Linked DNA regions of Homo sapiens: all the other regions are linked to region 1. A link is a loop called in an ENCODE intact Hi-C map of the cell type or tissue named here. Cell type or tissue: ascending aorta. All regions are shown on one strand. Each heading gives the region's core, and the rest is flanking DNA. Links, peaks and the distances in the headings are about the cores only.

Region 1 (6,283 bases), core at 689-5,688:
ATCTCAGTAGTCCTGTACTTGCTAATATTTTCGCTCATCATATTGCAGTGTATTAGGAGAGGGCTCTGATGCTGTTCTGTGGTATTATAGGCCCAAGTCAAGAGCTCCCAAATCCTGCCCTGCTAGTCATTTGGCCTCCTGATGGCAAACAGAGGTCCTGAGATTCGGAGAGTGAAGCGGAGTGGCTGCCGGCACCACCTTCTCACCTGCAAGAGCACCCAGAGCCTTGTCCGGAGTTGGGCTTATTGGAGGAGCTGGTGAAGGAGAAGAGGCTGAGTTGGCTTAAGCACCCCTTCTGCCTGCCTCTAACCCCACACCTTCAGATCCCTTTAGCTGCTTGCACAGCTCATGACCTATGAACGGGGGTGGGGAAGAAGTAGGCAGAATGGAGTCTGACATGAGAAAAGTGTCAATAACATCCCATTTCTTGTGTTGATTCTTGATTTCTGTTCATATTCAAACATTATTTTGTTGTATATTTTCTTTCGTAGGCCTCCTTAAAATTCTCGTAGAATGAGGCAAGATATAAACACTTACATAGAAGTTAACAGCAGTGTGTTAATGATATATGCAGCCAAGCATAGGCGCTTATGCCCAGAGTGCGCAAGTATACAGAGGACATTCAGTGGCCAAAGTTGGCTAGAGTTGCTTTGGTCCTTGATCAAGTCCTGTTTAGATTTCTCCACCCAAATAAGTTACATCAATACTGACTAGATAATACATATTCAACAGGCAGTACACCCCCTGATCATTGTGGATATCACAATTCAGGAAATCATTTACTTACTAAACATTTTTACTTACTAAACATTTACTTACTAAACTTTTGTGTCCCCTACTAAACTTTTAGCTTCTAGAGAGTAGAAACCATGTCCTGTTGTTCTTTATGCTTATAGTACTTGGCCCACAACTGATGCACAATGGATCACGAGGGGTGACTAGATAAATGAGAATTTTTTAATGGCAAGATGATTCAGAGCAAATGAAATGTAGAATATCATAATATTTTATAAGGAATGGCATTTTGGGCAAGTTATTACTTGTACGTACTTTTAGAAACAGTCTCTTCCTCTAACCAAATGCTTCTGAGTAGGATCCTGCTTTAATGGATAGAAAAACATGAGTTCTCATTAGTATGCACAGCACTGAAGCCCAGTTACATTTTTTTTTTAAATAAGCACACTTTTTAAGTGCTGCCATGCAGTGTCATCGCTCCAAAAGCTTATCACATTGTTCATTTTCTTAGCAGGCTCAGTTCTACTGATGGTGTAAAGTTTCAACCGGGGCTCTTCATAATTATTACGAATTCTTAAGACTGAAATCAGGTGGCTTTTTATTTTTAGTGTCCTTATTGTGCTCACTCAAGACTATATATTCAGCAGTGTGCAGTCTATGCCTGACTGTATAAAAGACTGGAATGTTCACACACTATAATGAATAATGAGTGTCAGTGAACTCATTACAGTAAATCCTTAGGTAATTACTTTCTGCCTTAGTTGGGGGACTTATGGTAGCATAAGCTAAAATTATTTCATCTCCAGACAAACCCTGAGGTGGCTGTTGGAGTTAAATATAATTCATTTGCAGCATGTTTATTATAGTTAAATTTAACTAATTTAGGGCCTGTTGCTGGCCAGAAGCTGAGGAGGAGGAAGTTGCAGTGTCCATGAGTACCTCAGAAAAATGAGGCTTCATGGCCGAGCTTTCAGAGCATGACGTAAGAGTTACTCCCACTCTGTCTCTGCTCTTCCTGTCCCCAGAGCTGGATGGGTTTGTTCATGAAAGTGATTGGCTAATGAGCTCTTCAGGCATAGGATTAATGTGGTGTAGCAAGAGGAAGTCTCAGCGTTGAGCTGGGGCTCTGCTCAGTTCTCTCCTCTGTTTCTGCCGGAACTTCCTGGTGTTACAGAAAGAACTATGGTGTTCAAGGTCACTGTTGTATGAATGGATTTATCAGCAGATGGTGAGGCTCCCCCTTCTCGTGCCCCATTTCCACTCAACACTGTCGGGCCAGTCTGGGCGTTATTTCTTCCTAAGCCTTCCAGCCTGGAAGACTTAGCTCTGGAAAAAATAGGAAAGGACTTACTCCAAGAACCAAGCACATGTTTACAGAGGATGGTTTAACCTTTAAAGATGTTGCCACTGAAGAGTTTTTAGATTAGATTTTGCCTCATGAGAGCTCTTCTGAGCTGGATGGCTTGCTCTACCAAAGATGTTACAGGGACACCCGCAGGAGAAATCGCATCAACGCGGGGAGGTGAGGCTTCTGAGCCATCGCTTGTGTCTAAGAACATAAGCCAAAAATCACTGTAGGGGGACTGTTCCCCAGAAGACAGGGACCTTGCCAGGAGAGGAAACACAATTCCGATCATCGTGAGGAACGTGCATTTGCGGAAGACATTGTCCTACTTTTCCACAAAAATACCATGTCTCCATTCTGGAAATATGTGCACTGTGCTAATTGCTCAAGAGAAGGTAGCAGTTGGAAAAAGTCCAGAGAAGGATGAGTAGATGAACACAGGAATCAGTCGGTAGCCGTGGGAACAGCAAAGCCCCTTCAGTGGGAAGGCAAGAGTAAAGAGAAGACAGCACTGAAGTCTGTGGAATCTAAAGCGGCTTTGGTGGGGTTTCCTCACCGACCCAAAGTGCAGAGCTAGCAGGGTAGGCACACCCACCCGTGCCTGTGGTGGCCCGCCCTAAGACTCTATCCAGGACAGCCACCTCAGCCTCACTATCCCCTGGCCACGTCCTGGCCGTTCAGTCCCACCGTGACGCAGCTTACAAGCTGCAGAACCGTCTGCCTCTCAAGCCAGTGTTCCTCCCACTGTACCACAGTTGCTTCCGTTGGGTCCAGACTCTTCTGAAAACTCCCCTTTTCAATTTTACTCAAACAGATTTTGGCCATGGAAATGGTTTGTGACTTTAACGGGCAAGCTGTGATATAAAAAGTAAACCATGGGTTACATAACTTCAGGGGCAGGTTAACTTTTCCAGAATTCTGGTCTCAAAGTAAAGATTTAGATTTAGTTGAGGCTATAAAAATTCAGGAAAAAATAATAAAGCATTTCTACACCTCCCTCCTTCCCCTTGCGAGCCCCCCTTAAAAATAGCATCTGAAGTTTCATTGTAGCTGAGTCACTGCTTGGTGCGATCTAGGGCTAGGCTGCAACTGGACCTGTCAGAATGAGGCCACAGTGATTCATGATGAAGCTAAGTTTGGTTGCCACTGACAACATGTGTTCCTCTCTGTTCTTTCCCTGGAGTTTGGAGACACTGTATTTTGCCTTTGGATTAGAAACGCCTTTGAGTGGTGAGAGTAATGGGATGAGATGGGCCACTGCAATTAAAGAGCCCTCTGGGCCCTCTTTCTGTGACACCCTAGCCATTTGTTAGGGGAAGGTAGGAGTAATTAACATAACCAAAGACCTTTGGGGCTGTGAAGGGAATTTATCTCCTCTGCCTTTGCAGTTTAGCATCAAGTCAGTCTACCAACCAAGAGCCCCCCAACACCTTTTCTGGGCCCCAAACTGTGCTTCCCATTGAGGAAAGGCAAATGATAGAATATGCGGTCCCTACCCTGAAGGAATTTGGGGAAGCACAAACCAATTAGAGAAGCACTGTCTACTTCCCACGTTGATTATAATCATGTATGTGTCAGTTTCCACGTTTGCGCCTGGAGGGCAGAAGCCACAGCTGGTTTTGCTGTGCATGGCACCTGTGTTCCTGGAGCTGAAGTGAATGGGTCCTGCCTCCAGCACCTGCTTCCCCACTTCTGCCATCAGAAAGACTCGTTCGGGAAAACATTCCTTCATTCCCTTCCTAGGGCACCACAGTTAATAAGGCCACAAATTTGGGCCTGTCCATCCTGGTGCAAGTATCTGAGGAAGCAAGAAGAGATCCGGGTTAGCAAGGATACGATTACAATGCTTTTATTTTTTTAATGGGACTTGGGCGGTGAGGAAATTCTATGTTCCCCGTCATTTATGCAGACTCCAGCTAAACGTATGCTAGTTGAACTCATGCCAGCTCTGTGGAAGTGAGGGACAGATACAAGAAACATGGGAACTTTCCAAGAAATGAAGCTTCTTTGCTGCCATGTCGATGATGCTTGTTTCTGAGAAACTCAAATGTATGGAAGTGTAGAGTAGAGCTTCCCAAACAGGGTGCCGTAGTTCACAGATTTGCACACAGGGGTGCCAGCATAATGATCTCTGCAGCTCTTGGCACACCTTGGTATGTCTGGAGTATGAGATGGACTTAACATATGAATATACATATAAATATATATAATGTATCTGTACATCTTAGGGACTAGACAAACAAGGTGTTAAATGTGTTCCTCTCTGGATGGTAGGTTTATGGAATCCTTTAATCATTTTACTTATTTGCTTATTTAAACTTCTGAATCTGTAACAATTTATTGTGTGTGTGGAAGAATTCTTTCAGCCCAACCAAATACTAGCCAAAATATTGAAGTGGAAGGTATCAGTGTTCGGTGATCCAGCCAAAGGTTTATGTATATGTTTTATTCAAACACTGTCTTAGAAACCATTTGCCCTGAGGATGTGTCCTCTATTTTGTCAGTTTAAAAAGGATTCTTTTCAGTTAGTGCATTCTCATTAAAAAAAAAAAAAAAAAAAAAGGAAAGAAAAAGAAACAGTAAAGCAGATGTCACATATCAGAGAAATTGCCACATCTTGATAGATTCACACCATTTATTTTCTTTGCCTGTAAGCCTAATACTGGCAACAGCCCAAACTGCCAACTTTCTTCATTTATTGACATTCTTAAAAAGTTAACTTCCTGTCGAGGATGTTTTTGACAGGGATATTAAGAGAAAGACTTGTTGGTCAGATGTAGGTTCCAGCTGGCCACACTGTAAAGGCCACTGGGAATCGGAACCTTGGCAGATCCATGCAGAGGTAATAGTTTGGAAGTTGGGAATTCTTATTTCCCGGCAACTGTAGACAAGGAGCAATGATTTGCTATTTGTATTTTATATCGTATTACATTTGCAAAATGTTTGTGGTCATTCAAATTTGTTTTTTTTCACAGTACTTCTGTGAATGCCTGATTTCTCTTTGCCTAGGCTCTCAGATTCTTGAGGGGGTGGATGGAGGTGTGATATTTGCCTTCTTCTCACATAGGAATGCCTATAACCTAAATGAGATCAATATCATTTCGTTCTTCTGGGAGCAGTACTATTTTTGCCAGTTACCAACATTATAAAATACTTCCATATTTGGAACTGTGGCATTTTGTACTTGGAGGGATTTTTTAAAGAAATTGCCTGGTCTAGTTCCTTCATTATACAAATGAAACCATTGAGACCGAACAGGCAAAGGGAAGTTCTCAGAGTCACAAGAAGTGGTCAGTGGCCAGGCTGAGGCCAGACTGTAGTTTCCTTTTTACTACTGGTCATACTCTGTGCTTTCTACCAATATTTCCCAATTACTATGGGGAATTAATAAAAAATGTTTTTTAATCTGCATTTTTTGGGGGAAAGATAAAAATACAGAGTTTGTCACAACATAGGTGGTCAATAAATATTTGGTGAAGAAGGTGTTTGATAAAGTTGCATATATTTACCTCTTGAGTCAATAAAAATGCGTTATATTTGCAGATAGACACACACACACACACACACACACACACACACACACACACGGTGCTATGTAGTAGCTGGTAACCACATGTGTGCTGTCAGTCCATACAGGGACTTGATTGTCATGTATCCCAGTCTTTGTGGCTCTGTTCAAAGGAAGAAGCTCTGGGGAGGAGTAACAGAGAATTTTAGGAGACAGAGAAAATAGACTTCTTTTCAATGGAAACTTATCAGAATTGTTGAAGTGAGAAAGCCATACACATCTCTATGTGTATTTTGGTATCAGTGTAGTATTGTCTGCAGTAACTCTTTGTTTAGTCATGAAATATGTTACTTGCCATTCCACATGTACCCAATACAGTGTTAAAAAGAGTCCTGTTCAGCTAGGATAAATCACAGAACAAGTATAGTAAGAACATCACCAAGTAATTATACAGTATGTCTTTGAGATTTGTGTCTCCAAGTTTCTGAATATTTCATTTTGAAAGAGTAACTTAGAAAACGTAAAGAGAAGTTCCACAGAAGTGCCTGGGAGAGCTGATCTTTACCAAATTCAGTAAAAATTTCAGAGGTGAATAAAATAAACCTGGACAATTCATAATAACCTACAGAAGACACATCGTTTTCATTGTTTTCCATTGGCTAACATATCCGGTAGGAAGTTAAATTTCACTGTCT
Region 2 (6,283 bases), core at 884-5,883, 92 kb after region 1:
CTGTCCTCTTTCAGTAGGTCATGCGCCGTCTGAAGAGGTCCCTATTGGGCCATTTGTACCTGGAACATATACTCAGCAAATCTTTTTTGAAATGGAAGGGGAAATAATACAATGAATGCCCCTTGCCACCAGTACCTCTGGTGACGTTTTGCCAGCTGGACTGAGCTCCTTGCTCTCCACCTGTCAAAATCCTACTTGTGCTTTAACATCTAGACCTAATCTCATCTCCTCTGCCAGTCTACTGACTTCCAAGTTGTCTATGGTCCATGCCATTTATTTAACATTTAGTATTAATGGTTTCATCCTGTTGACTGTCTATTCATGTATAAATGTCTTATGGACCCCAAGTGGATTGTAATATAGCCTAATCCTTCTTTCTGTAACTTTGAGATACATCTTCCCCTCACACTACCACTGTGTCATGCACAGAACAGCCACTCCATGAATATGTATGTATTGATCAAGCAGTTCGTATACCTGTTTGTGTCTCCTGCAATGTCCACCTCAGCACAGAACAAATAAATGCTGATCAATTGCTTGAGTTGGAAACGTAGCACTTCACCTGCCACAGATCTTCTGTTCTGTTACCTGACTCATCCACCAAAGTGTCGACACGATTGGGAGGCTGCCTTGTAACAGTACAGAGTTAAAGTTAGCTCTGTTGACTTTGGCTCTGCAGACTAAGCCAGAGAGAAAAATAAAATCTCTTCCAAATTTTCCACACAAACGAAAAGCACAGGGCTTTGGAAATATGTGCAAAATGAGACATTACTTCTTGTTAGAAATGTAAAAGGATGGCTCAGAAGATAATGGAATAGTTGAAAAGAATGTGTTAAATATGGCCAGACCCTGCCATAGCATTAAGAGTGGAGGATCTAAAAAAAAAAAAAAAAAAAAGAGGCATTTGTATACAATGCAAGGTATCTTCATTGCTAAGCTAATGAAATCATGAAGATGCTCCATCCAGGGAGGGCAGAAACCAATCACATGAGACTCATTGCAGCCCCCCTGCTGTGTGCACACCAGTGAGCTGTTGTCTGTTTTGTTTTGTTTTTCAATATAATGTGGGTTCCCAACTTGCATTTCTAGTAATAATCACTGGGCATCATGTGTTCAGGGTTCATCTATGTTGTAGCATGTATCATATCAGTGATCCATCTGTACAGACGAGGAAGTTGAGGCTCAGATAATTTGTCTAAGGTCATTCAGGTCTTTCTGTGTGGGCTGAAGTAGAGGTGGATAACCTTCAGCTGCCTGAATAATAATACCAACTGTTAACTGTTAGCATGAACAACACTTAACACTTTACCTATACATTTTTTTCATTCAATTCCTTCAAAAACTCTTGTTAGTTCATGATCTATATTTTAGAAGGAGAACCTGGACTAGAAATTAAGAACTAGCCCAAGACTCTGTAACTGAGAAGTGGTAAAGCTGGGCGAGTCTGCATCCCAAGTCTCTCCATAAGAGAGTCCATTAGATTTCCCCGGAGCAGTTATTGTCATATACACACGCATGCAAGGACCAAGGAGCTCGGCCACATCCCGCAGGAGGTGCTTGGCAGGAGACACTCACTGGGAAGTACCAGGAGAAGTCACAGGGAGTGATGGGAATAAAAACCTGGGGGTGTTTTGAAACATCCCTGAGGACTTGGCGAGTATTTGATGTTAAAAAGCATTTCTTGCCTGCAAAACACGTGTCTCTAAGGAACTCTTACGTTGCCGACGTGTGCTGGCTAGGAGCTGGGCCCGGCGGGGGAGGCCCTCTCTCTCTCTGCCTCTGGCCCTGCCTCCATCAAGGCCTGGATTGGAGTTGTCTTTCCCAAGGCAGTAACTGTCAGAGGAACCATCTGGACTGGTTTCTTGTGACTGACTCTGAGGAACAGAAATCCCTCTGGGAGGAAATCACAGGCACAGCAGCAGCAGGGAGCGGCAACACTGGTGTTCACTGGCTGGGAGCTGGGGGAGGCACCGCTCAGAATGGCCCCACAGGAGCGTCAGGCCCAGGACAGACCGTTGTGAGAACGAGGAGGAGAACCTCCTCTCCTCCTCTGGGGAGTGCGTGTATGGTATTTGCGAAATAACAAAGGGAATAGATGGAGGGGGCGAAGAAGTGTCCAGAGCATTGTTAACTGATGGAGCCCCATCATCTGCACGATGGCTTTCTCAGTGGGCCCTGCCACGCTGCACTTTGCCCTCATTAGGCCAGCGTGCTTCCCTCCGGCTCCCATCGCTCATATCATGGGCCCATCCTAGCCTTGCCCTTTCTTCCTGTGCAGGCTCTGGGAATGCTGGAGGATTGCTTGAGCCTAGGAGTTTGAGATTGGCCTGGGCAACATAGCGAGACCCTGTCTCTACATGAAATCAAAAAATTAACTAGATGTGGTGGTGCATGCCTGTGGTCCCAGCTTTTCAGGAGGCTGAGGTGGAAGGATTGCTTGAGCCCAGAAGGTCGAGGCTGCAGTGAGCCATCATTGTGCCACTGCCACTGCACTCCAGCCTGGGTGACAGAGCAAGACCATGTCTCAAATAAATAAATAAATAAAAGGATCTCTTCTGTCTTCTGAGGTGACTCCTAGGATTCTAGAGCCAGAAGGAGCCTCAGAGCACATTTATTCCACTCCTGTCACTGGGGGCAAAAATGAGGCCAGTAGAGGTTAAATGACTCGCCCAGATTCACACAGTCATCACAGGAGCTTGGGCTGGCACCCAGGCCTCCTGCCTCCAGGCCTGTGTCCTCTTCTTGCATTAAGCCCAGAGCAGTTCATTAGGAAAACCGTATAGAGTCATGAGACCCTAAGTCTCATGATCAGAATTTCATCTTCTCTTCCCTTTTGGTTTTTTTTTTTTTTTTTTAACATAGAGAAGGTAAAGGGGGAAAATGATTTACTTAGTTTCCAGACCACTTATTTAAATCCTGCCCAATCTGACTTCCACTCCTCACTTCACTGTTGCAGCCAAAGCTAACTAATGCATCCGTGCTCCAGGGGAAGGAATCTCTTCCCATCCTCAGTCCAAAGTCAGAGTCCAAACTCTGAGGAGGGTAAAAGAAACACAGGAAATACAAGTCCCTCACCCCCACAGCCTCATTACACTCTCCAATAAGCCACAGGAGTAAAGGAGGAAGATGGGGCGGATGCGTAGGTATGGAGCGCCTACTCTGGGTGGCTGGCTCTGTATTAACACTCTACACGCCCCCTCATTCAGTCCTCACAAACCCTGGAAAGCAAGTTTTGTTCGCCTCACTCTGCAGATGGAGTTATTGAGGCGAGAAGGGTGATGTAAGCTGCCCAGAGTCGCACAGCTAGCAAAGGGCAGAGCAGGAATTAGAACCAAGTTTCTCTAGCTGCAAAGTCTGGTTCTCCACTCCACCATGCCCATTCACTTCTATATTTTCAGGAGAGGCCATGGAACCTGTCCTCACTTCCTCCTCCTCCTCCTGCCTTACTGTGCCTCTTGCCCGAGTCCAGCCCTACCCACTAAAGCATTGCACGTATTGACCCTCGCAGCCATGCACAGTGCCTCTGACGTGGGCAGCTCCAGACTGAGCTTCTGCATCAGACAAGCAGGAGACAGATGAGGAGTGAGCCGGGGAAACCCAGTGTTTGTTACTCTGAAAATGGAAGCTGCCCCGTGACAGCATCTTCTCTCCCGTTGAGTAATCCCTGCATGAATAGATGGCAGCTGCAGTGACTGCTGGTCATATGTGATCTATTCTGGGAGGTGTTGAGCGCACCATCCAAGAACATGAAGTCGCTGCTCTGTCACAGATGGAGAAGCAGACTATTGTGGATGTTGCAGGAGCTGGGATTTGGCTGGATCCCCTGGAAAGGTTTTATTTTGAGTGCAGAGCCTGTTTGGTTGCCAGGGTAAACCAAGTGGTTGTATGATAGAGGAATTCCAACCCTCGCTAACACTCTGACCCCTTGTGCCAGCTTTCCAATAAGGCTTGAGAGTTCTTTAGAAAATCTCCTTCTTGGCACACTTTGAACTGGAGAGCAGTGACACTCTTGGCAGTGCTTTTGGTACTTGTTAGTTGTATCACTTAAGTTGATCGGGAAAAGAAAATAATCACTGGGGAGGGACCCCTTTTAAACATTTATAGTTTTGAGAATGCTTCACTGATCCAGCCCTGACTATACTCAGCACCTATACATCCTTGTCTTTGGTCTAGGGGCTCTGGTAGGAGGCGGCATTGAAATATGCCATCCCCTCCCTGCTGTTGCATTCTGCCGTCCAGCCCAGCTCTCCCATTGGCCCACACGGGGCTGCCCCTCTGGCCCTGGCTCTCGGCTTCCACACAAGCAGCTACTCTTGTACAGGATGGTAAAGTTAGGTGGCATTCACACTGGAGCAGGGACCAGGATCCAAGTGAAAGTAAGTTTCAGGAAAAGCTTGAGTCATGTTTCCAGTTTCAAGAGCCAGGCTGAATCTCTCAGAAGGGGAGCTGACGGGCGGCAGTGGGAGAGTGGAAGAGGTGGGCCCTGGGCACAGCATGTACTATGGCATCGCTCATCACCTGCCAATGGCAGGGAGCGTGGGCTGTCTTATATTCTGTTTGCCCCTCTCAAGAGGTAAGCTCCTAGCAGGCAGGATAACCTGAAGCCCTCTGGTGGGCCCTGTAGTGCCGCACTGTACTAGACAAACAGCGCGTGTCAGTGTTCTCGGGGAGGTGGGAGAAATTATGCACTGAAGAGCAAATCTCGGGAGAACATGAGGTTCCACGTGGGGTGCGGTGTGGCTGACTTCATCGCCAAGCAAGTACCAGCCCCTCCTGCTGTCATGGGCGTACTAGGGAACAGTCCTTTGCTCAGCCGGCTCCTGGGTTTCTGCAGGACCTCAGCAGGCTGCTAACTCCCGGATGTGAGCTGGTTGAGGGCAGATACTGGGTCCCCTTCATGTGCTTCTCTGTGTCCAACTCAGTGACTGAAACATGCTGTTTGTTGAATAACTAAAGGAATCTATGAATAAACTGGTGACAATGGAAGCCCCAGAGGTTCAAACATTCTAAGATGCCTATACCAAAATCTTTAAAAAAAATCAAACTCTATCCAGTGACCAACTCATTTTAGCCAATACCCCAATGCAATGAAATTGTAGCACCAAAAAAATTTTTTTAGAATCTCTCTTCAAACTCCTTATAATGGGATTTGACCTCTCAGACTTAGTAATGGGCAATCTGGTTTACTTTGCCTATGAGTAGAAGCTGTGAAGTACATAAAAGAGAACTTTTGTTTGCCTCTAAAACTCCAGGTAGTCAGTGCAGCCTGTTCTGTCCTTCGGGGCAGGCTTCTTGTCCTGATGAGTGTGCCTGCGTGAGTTGGGGGAGGACAGTAGCAACCTCGTGGTGCCCACCCCGGCCCCCATGCTCTTACCCTTCCTTTCTTACCCTTGCAGCCATCCCATTTTCCCAGCCAGCTGTCTGGCTTCCCAGACCACCTTTTAATGCCCCTATAAGCAGGAAAGACATTAAATCGTCTGTGCCCCAGGCACAGCCCACCCCACTCACAGTCATTCTTCCTGTCCAGCTGTGCCCTCTGTTGGTGGAAGGGCAGAGCCAGAGAGGAGCATGGGCTCATTCCATCTCATTTTTTAACAGAACAGTTAAAAGAAATTACTCTTCTCCATAACTTGCAAACCTTGTCACTTCTTAGAGGACATTGGGATTAAAGGAAGAGGGTGACAGTTAATAGCTGGGCTCTGAAACCAGATTTCCTAGTTTTTATTATTTTAATTGAGGAAAAATTGACATAACATTAACCATTTTTTAAAGTGTACAATTCAGTGGTATTTAGTATGAGAACAGTGTTGTGCAACCATCACCTCTATCTAGTTGTAAAATATGTCATTACCCCAAAGGAAAACCATATCCCTATGAAGCAGTCTCCCCTATGACCCCTGGTAACCATCAGTCTGCCTTCTATCTCTATAGATTCCCCTTTTCTGGATATCTTCTGTAAATGGAATTGTACAATATGTGTTCTATTGCATCTGGCTTTCTTCACTTCTGTTCTTGAGGTTCATCCACATTCCATCTAGTATCCATCCATGTATCAGTACTTCATTCCTTTTTATGGCTAAATAATATTCCATTGTGTGGATATACCACATTTTGTTAATCCATCCAAAAAAAATTTTTTTTTCAGACTGAGTCTCACTCTATTGCCCAGGCTGGAGTGCAGTGGGGCGATCTCCACTCACTGCAACCTCCACCTCCCAGATTCAAGCCATTCTTGTGCCTCAGCCTCCCAAGTAGCTGGAATTACAGGCGCCCTCCACCACAC
Region 3 (6,283 bases), core at 395-5,394, 230 kb after region 1:
GGCCTCATGAATTTCTAAAAGACTTGTGTTCTCTGGTTGTCTTCCAGATGTGTGCAGATCTTAGGCATACCAATGCAGTCTTCAACTGAGCCAAGAAAGAGAAGGGACCCTATTATAGACACAAGCATTATTCTGGACCTTGCTTGCAATATTATTTCCCTATTCCCACCCACAAGCTACATTGTTGTATCATTTTTTTTTCCAAGATGGAGTTTCGCTCTTGTTGCCCAGGCTGGAGGGCAGTGGCGTGATCTTGGCTCACTGCAACCTCCGCCTCCTGGGTTCCAGCGATTCTGCTGTCTCAGCTTGCCAAGTGGCTGGGATTACAGGCACCTGCCACCATGTCTGGCCAATTTTTAAAATATTTTTAGTACAAACAGGGTTTCACCATGTTGGCCAGGGTGATTTCGAACTCCTGACCTCAAGTGATCCTCCTGCCTTGGCCTCCCAAAGTGCTAGGATTACAGGCGTGAGCCACCGTGCCTGGCCCATTGTTCCATCATTCAACAGCTTCTAAAATTTCACCAATTAAATAACTTCCCTGATTGGAATGGGAGAAAGTGAGCAGAAGACTTTACTGTATGTACATGTATATTTATATGTATACCAATGTCTATGTCTACGTGAATGTCTCCATCTCCAACTAGCCCATATCAATGAGTATATGTGTAACTGAAGAAGTAGGTGTTTTAGAATTTTTAAAGGGAGAGAGAGAGAGGGAAAGAGTGAGTGAGAGTGAGAGAGAGAGAGACAAGGAGGTCAACAGCGCCCAGGCCTGTTTTTTGCTTGACATCTTGATGATCATGCATCGAGGTCTGCTCTAAATTATAATTTTTAATCTCAGTGATGTTTCTCAGCTCTGAAAAGCATCAGAGGAGTTTCGATTTGTGCCATGGCTATGAAAAAACTGTCTCTGGAGAGTTGTCCACCTGTTAGTCCCAGTATTTATATATAAGGTATTCCTCTTGTTCTGAGATTCTAACAATGCTATACTTTATAAATCATGTTCCTCTTTCAAAGATCAAAAAATTAGAAATTCTCCTACCATACTTGCTTTTTATATTTTGACTTTTAATAATCTTCTCTAATATTGTTATTTGATTTCAAATTGAACACAGAATCAATTCGATTAAGCACAAGAAGTGTCTGATGAAAGATTAGGATTCACTGCTTTGGAACCACTCAATAATTTTCATCTTTGCCACAAATATGTTAAGTTTAGGAGGCCAATAACTAAATTTCCCACTTTCCACCAGCTTTAAGACAGAATGGGGTTCAAGTACAATGAAGTGGCCCCATGTGAAGCCTAAGGATAGCAACACTGCAGAAACTGAACTGGCAGAAGCACAGCACAGAACATCTCAGAGTGTTTGCTCACCAGCTGATGCTCAGCAATTCAAAACTCTGAGCCCAAGGATCCGTTTAGAGTGTTGATGTGTGTGTGTGTGTGTGTGTATTGAATGAAGTCAGAACACACTAGTCAGGGACAGAGAGCCACCTGATAAACTGATAACTGTGTCCAGGGTAGATTTGGGCTAAGCTTTTTGTAGTTATAAAAAAAACTAAGAGAGTCAGAAAATTATATAATATTTACTTATCTTTACTTTTCCCAAACCATATAGTTTTTTAGATAAGAAAAGTTCCTCTAGTAATACTCCATGTTTAAAGAAACACAAGCCCTAAGTGCAAATTAAATGCGCTTGTCACCCTGCTTAACTCTTCTAAAGGTCACTTAATAAATCATTGGCTATTCAGCACTCTCACTCACGGACAGCATCTACCCTGGGACATTTTCACACTCTTGCCCCTTCTGTTAATTTCTCAGAGAAAAGCTACTAATGATCTCCACACTAACCCTCTGAGAATTACCTGTCTTACTGCCTCCATACGGAGCCCTGCCTTGGTCCCCCAAGCCAAGGTCCAGTCCCAGTACACCCTTTCCCTGTTAAATGGCTCTCGTGGTTTCTGGAAAACAAAGGCACACATGTCTCTGTTGTTGCAACTAGCACCTGCCTCAGTTACTTCCTTGTGTGGGAACTTGCAAAGGCCATGCATTAGCTTTTATAAAGCATAGACTTTTCCTTCGTGTACTTCTGAGAATCACCAAGGAAAACAATTTCCCCTTTAAATAGGGTAATTTGGATCCCTTCAGGATCCACCTCAGGTGGTGTGGGCAGAGGGTCGCTGAAACTGCTCAAGAATTGTTCAACAATAGCCAAAGTGGGTCCGGTCAAATGGGTCTGCTACTAGCCTCCAAGCAGGGCTTCATGTCCCAGGCTGTTGTCTTGCACAGGTTTCTTTATGTTGCTACAGTGTTTGCACTTCACTGTAAGCCCCTAAGAGGAAAGGGTTCTGCTTAGCAGAGAATCCTGAGACATTCTTTGTGAAAGCTCTATGTGATACAGAAAGAATTCTCTTCTCTCTGTGTCATCGAGGGAAAGAGGCAAACTGTTGGTGAATGCCAATCATCACAAAAAAAGAAGGACTTCATTTGTAATGGTGAATGAAGGCGGACAAGATTCTGGCAAGAGGGAGTTCTCTGGAATATGTTGGTTATCAGATCCCTTGCTTCTTAAAAACACTATCCACGTCAGCCTCCCTGGTAGAAAATGGTGTGGCACGTTCTGTGGATTAGACCATTCAGCAGCCAGCCCCTCCTCCTCATGGACTGCTCTGCGCCGCAGCACTGGAAGGCTAAAATCTATGCCTCACATTCCCTGCTGCCAGGATTGGGAGGCGAATTAAGTCTTCCCAGTTAGATGCTGTATTATTTATCTATTGCTGAGTAACAAATTGCTCCAGAAGTCAGCAGCTCACTATAGTAAACATTTCTTCTCTCCCCTGGTTCTGTGGGTCAGCAGTCTGGGAGCAGCTTAACTGGGTGGTTCTGGCCCAGGGCCTCTCACGAGGCTGTAGTCAGCTGTCAGCTGGAGAAGCTGCCTCCACGCTTACTCACACGGTTGTTGGCAGGAGGCCTCAGTTCCTCACCACGTGGGCTTCTCCCCAGGGCCGCCTGAGTGTCCTCAAGACAAGGCAACCGGTTTCCCCCAGAACAAAAGACCTGGGAGAGAAACAGACTATGAGTCCCTTACTGAGATAGAAGTCACAGTGTCTTCTGAAACCCAGTCTTATAAGTGGCACACCCTCACTTCTGCTGTATTCTGTTGCTCACACAGACCATCCCTGGTACCATGTGGGAGGAGGCTACACAAGGGCGTGGACACCTGAAGGCAGGGACCGCTGGGGCCATCACAGACGGGCCTGTGAAGCATGTCCAGACTTGTCTTCATGGATCTGAAAGGCATTCTTGTGGCTGTGGTGACCAGCTCAGCTCTGTCTGGTCCTCGGCTTCCTAGTGGTGGGATCACTCGCTTCCCGATCTCTGCATCTCAGCTGTGGCTTCTTACTCTTGAGCTCAGCAGTTCCAAGGCCATCTCCTGGAGTCCTTCCTCCAGCCCTTCCAATGCATTACATTTTCTTTCCTTAAAAATAGCTGAAGTGGTTTCCTATTCCTGGAACTGGACCATGGCTGATACAGGCGGGTATCAGCCTGCCAAGGAATAACAGCAAACATTACCATGCAATATGTAAGTATGTTACATTCATTCATCAGATTTTACAGATGTGGAAACTGAGATGCTGGGAAATTAAGTGAACAGCCCAGGCTCACACAGGCAATGAAAACTACAGCTGGATTTCAGAGCCCACACTCTTAATGCTGCCACATTGGGGCCACTCAGAAGGTTGCATCTTATGTGGCTTTCCCTTATAAGGGAAAAGGGCTAAAAGGACTTTGGTGTCCGTTCAAAAGGCTGATGAGATCTTGGGTTTCTTCATAAAATCATTTTTTATTTTTATGAGACATCTGGCAGGTAATAATTTATTGTCAGGAATCTCAAACCCCAGGCAAAATACTGCACCAGGGTAACAGCCAAGGCCAGTAGGTGAAGGCCAGCAAGGCCAACCTCTCATTTCTCCTACTGACATCTGAGTAGGTGTCCCAACATCAGGGAACACATTTTAAATATTTTTTGAAAAATTTTACCCAAGACCCAATTTTGTTCAGACTTTACATTGACACAAATTACCCTTACTCTGCATTAAATATTACTATCATTTCTATAGAGTCATAGCAATCAAGTTCCAGTGAAACCCACTTGCTACCATAAAGACACATGCATGCATGTGTTCATCACAGGACTGTCCACAGTAGCAGAGACAAGAAATCAACCTAGATGCCCATCAGCAGAGGACTAGATAAAGAAAATGCGGTACACTGGCACCATGGAATAGTATCCAGCCACGAAAAAGCATGCAATCATATCCTTTGAAGCAAGATGGATGGAGCTGGAGGGCATGATTTTAAGGAAACTAATGCAGGGACAGAAAACCAAATACAACATGCTATCACTTACAAGTGGGAGCTAAACATTGAGAACGCATGGACATAAAGAAGGGAACAACAGACTCTGGAGCCTACTTGAGGGTGAAGAGTGGGAGGAGAATGAGGATAGAAAAACTACCTATCCGGTATTCCTATTGGGTATTATGCTGATTACCTGGGAGACAAAACCCCTGCAACATGCAGTTTACCCATGTAACAAACCTGCATGTGTATTCTTGAACCTAAAATAAAAGTTAGAAAGAAAAATATCCCACTTTCTTATGTATCTCCTATTATGGGAATCACAGGGCCTCTGGGTAATTCCTGAAATACAGGGCTTTACGTACGAATTTACACTCAACAAGTTTTTCTTGAGCATATACTATGCTCTGCACACTCAGCATAACAACCAGGGGTAAGGAAAGTCTCTGACACAACCCAAAGCAGGCCATAGGCTTTAAGTGCAGTGGCATTAGGACTTGGAGGTATGGGCAGATTGACCACTCGAAGAGCTCAGCTGTCACATCAAGGCTGAGGGCTGAAGGTCACTTCTCATGAATGGAATACTGGATGTATCATAGGGGAGAACACTGGATGCATTCCAGGAAACATTAATAGAAAAAAGAAGTCCTAACAGTGGCTTTTTTGTATAAGCAAAATCGAGTAGGTAATTAAGGCAGAAAAGAACTTGAAGATGATAACTATGATAATCAAACTGACCACTTGTTGAGCACTTGCTGCATACCAGGAATAAGTGGATTGCGGACATTCTCGAATCGAATACTCACTTCATGAAATGGGTTCTATTAGTATCCTCATCCTAAATATGGAGAAACAGAGGCTGAGCAGCTTAAGGTAGTACAGCTGATTGTTCAGGAAGCCAGAAACGAAATTTGGGTTGGTCAAACCCTAAAACCTATGTGCTTAATCCCCAAATACTGGGCTGGTTGGCCCAGATCACCCAAGAAAATTGTTCACACCAATTGATGCCATCCCTGTGTTTGTCTTGACCTCAACTGATAAATGCACCTGCTGTTATGCCCAGCCCCAGCCTCTGCTTTGAAGAGGTTGAGAAAACTGTGATTTCTTTTAGTACCGCACAGTAAACACTAGGTAGGAAAAGGATATGTTGGTAATTTTTCTTTAACCACTTAGCTCTTGCCATCATGTTGTAGTTTAATTAAGCTGGCCTCCTGCAGAATTGTTCAGCTGAGACCATTGGTGGGGACACAAATTGATCTTTTTGGTCTTGGGTTTTTCTGAGTTAATCTTATTCATGTCCATCCACAAGATGCTGTTTCCATTTGTATAGCTGAACTAAAAAAGAATAACTCCCTGCTCTATTCAGTGAGCAGTACAGAGATGCATGTGAATCTTCGAGGCAGATTCCTGGGTCTCATGCCAGTACTACTAAATCAAAATCTTTGGGAGAGTGGCCCAGTGATCTGCATTTAAGCAAGCATGTCCGCTGAGTCCCATGCCGCACAGTGAAACCCTGGGATAGGGTCAAAATGCCTCATCATACTTTAATCAGCTGAGGTCACTTGGAAGCACAGTCCTAGGTTCAAATCCTGCCTGTGCCACTTACAACCTTACGTAAGTCACGTACCCTCTCTTAGCTGCTATTTTCTTATCTATAGAATGGAATTAACAATACTATCTCCCTCAGGATAAAATTATTATAGATTAAATGAGAAATTACTTCTAAAGCATTTAGCACAATTCCCAACTAACAAATTGTTGTTGCTGCTGCTGTTTTGTTATTGGAGCACTTCCATGATTCCTGATACAGCTAGTCCATATTCTTAGTCCTTAATACTTTGTCATAATACATGCTATAGTAGAACATCTTGAAGTTGTGTGTGTGTGTTCAGTGTGTTTTTATGACACAACAGTAAA

What was found. A loop is a pair of places that touch in the nucleus more often than their neighbours do. Peaks named below come from ENCODE experiments on the same cell type or tissue, not always from the same donor. Only the 100,000 strongest peaks of a DNase experiment are listed, where the experiment ranks them.
Region 2: a loop joins it to region 1, with 7 times the contacts of the local background. A loop is called at or near these places in 9 of 110 quality-filtered maps.
Region 3: it touches region 1 in a loop (4-fold over the local background); 2 of 110 quality-filtered maps call a loop at or near these places.

The regions. Positions count from the first base shown.
Region 1 is chr6:5,669,573-5,675,855 of GRCh38, forward strand. The region is part of intron 6 of FARS2 (phenylalanyl-tRNA synthetase 2, mitochondrial); the gene reads left to right. All of the region lies in intron 2 of LOC101927950 (a long non-coding RNA gene), which reads right to left. Among named protein-coding and RNA genes, the nearest start is that of FARS2-AS1, 210 kb to the left of the region's middle. RefSeq lists an enhancer at 3,170-4,166. In ascending aorta, for the core only: no CTCF peak of the experiment used is centred there; DNase peaks (open chromatin) are centred at 1,808, 2,747 and 3,189; H3K4me3 peaks cover 886 bases; H3K27ac peaks cover 1,548 bases.
Region 2 is chr6:5,760,932-5,767,214 of GRCh38, forward strand. The region is part of intron 6 of FARS2 (phenylalanyl-tRNA synthetase 2, mitochondrial); the gene reads left to right. Among named protein-coding and RNA genes, the nearest start is that of NRN1, 240 kb to the right of the region's middle. RefSeq lists an enhancer at 3,464-3,653. In ascending aorta, for the core only: a CTCF peak has its summit at 5,532 (motif pointing left); DNase peaks (open chromatin) are centred at 1,680, 2,670, 3,760 and 4,290; H3K4me3 peaks cover 1,630 bases; H3K27ac peaks cover 4,141 bases.
Region 3 is chr6:5,902,951-5,909,233 of GRCh38, forward strand. All of the region lies in intron 1 of LOC107986516 (a long non-coding RNA gene), which reads left to right. Among named protein-coding and RNA genes, the nearest start is that of NRN1, 100 kb to the right of the region's middle. RefSeq lists an enhancer at 2,578-3,777. In ascending aorta, for the core only: no CTCF peak of the experiment used is centred there; a DNase peak (open chromatin) is centred at 2,951; H3K4me3 peaks cover 504 bases; H3K27ac peaks cover 1,027 bases.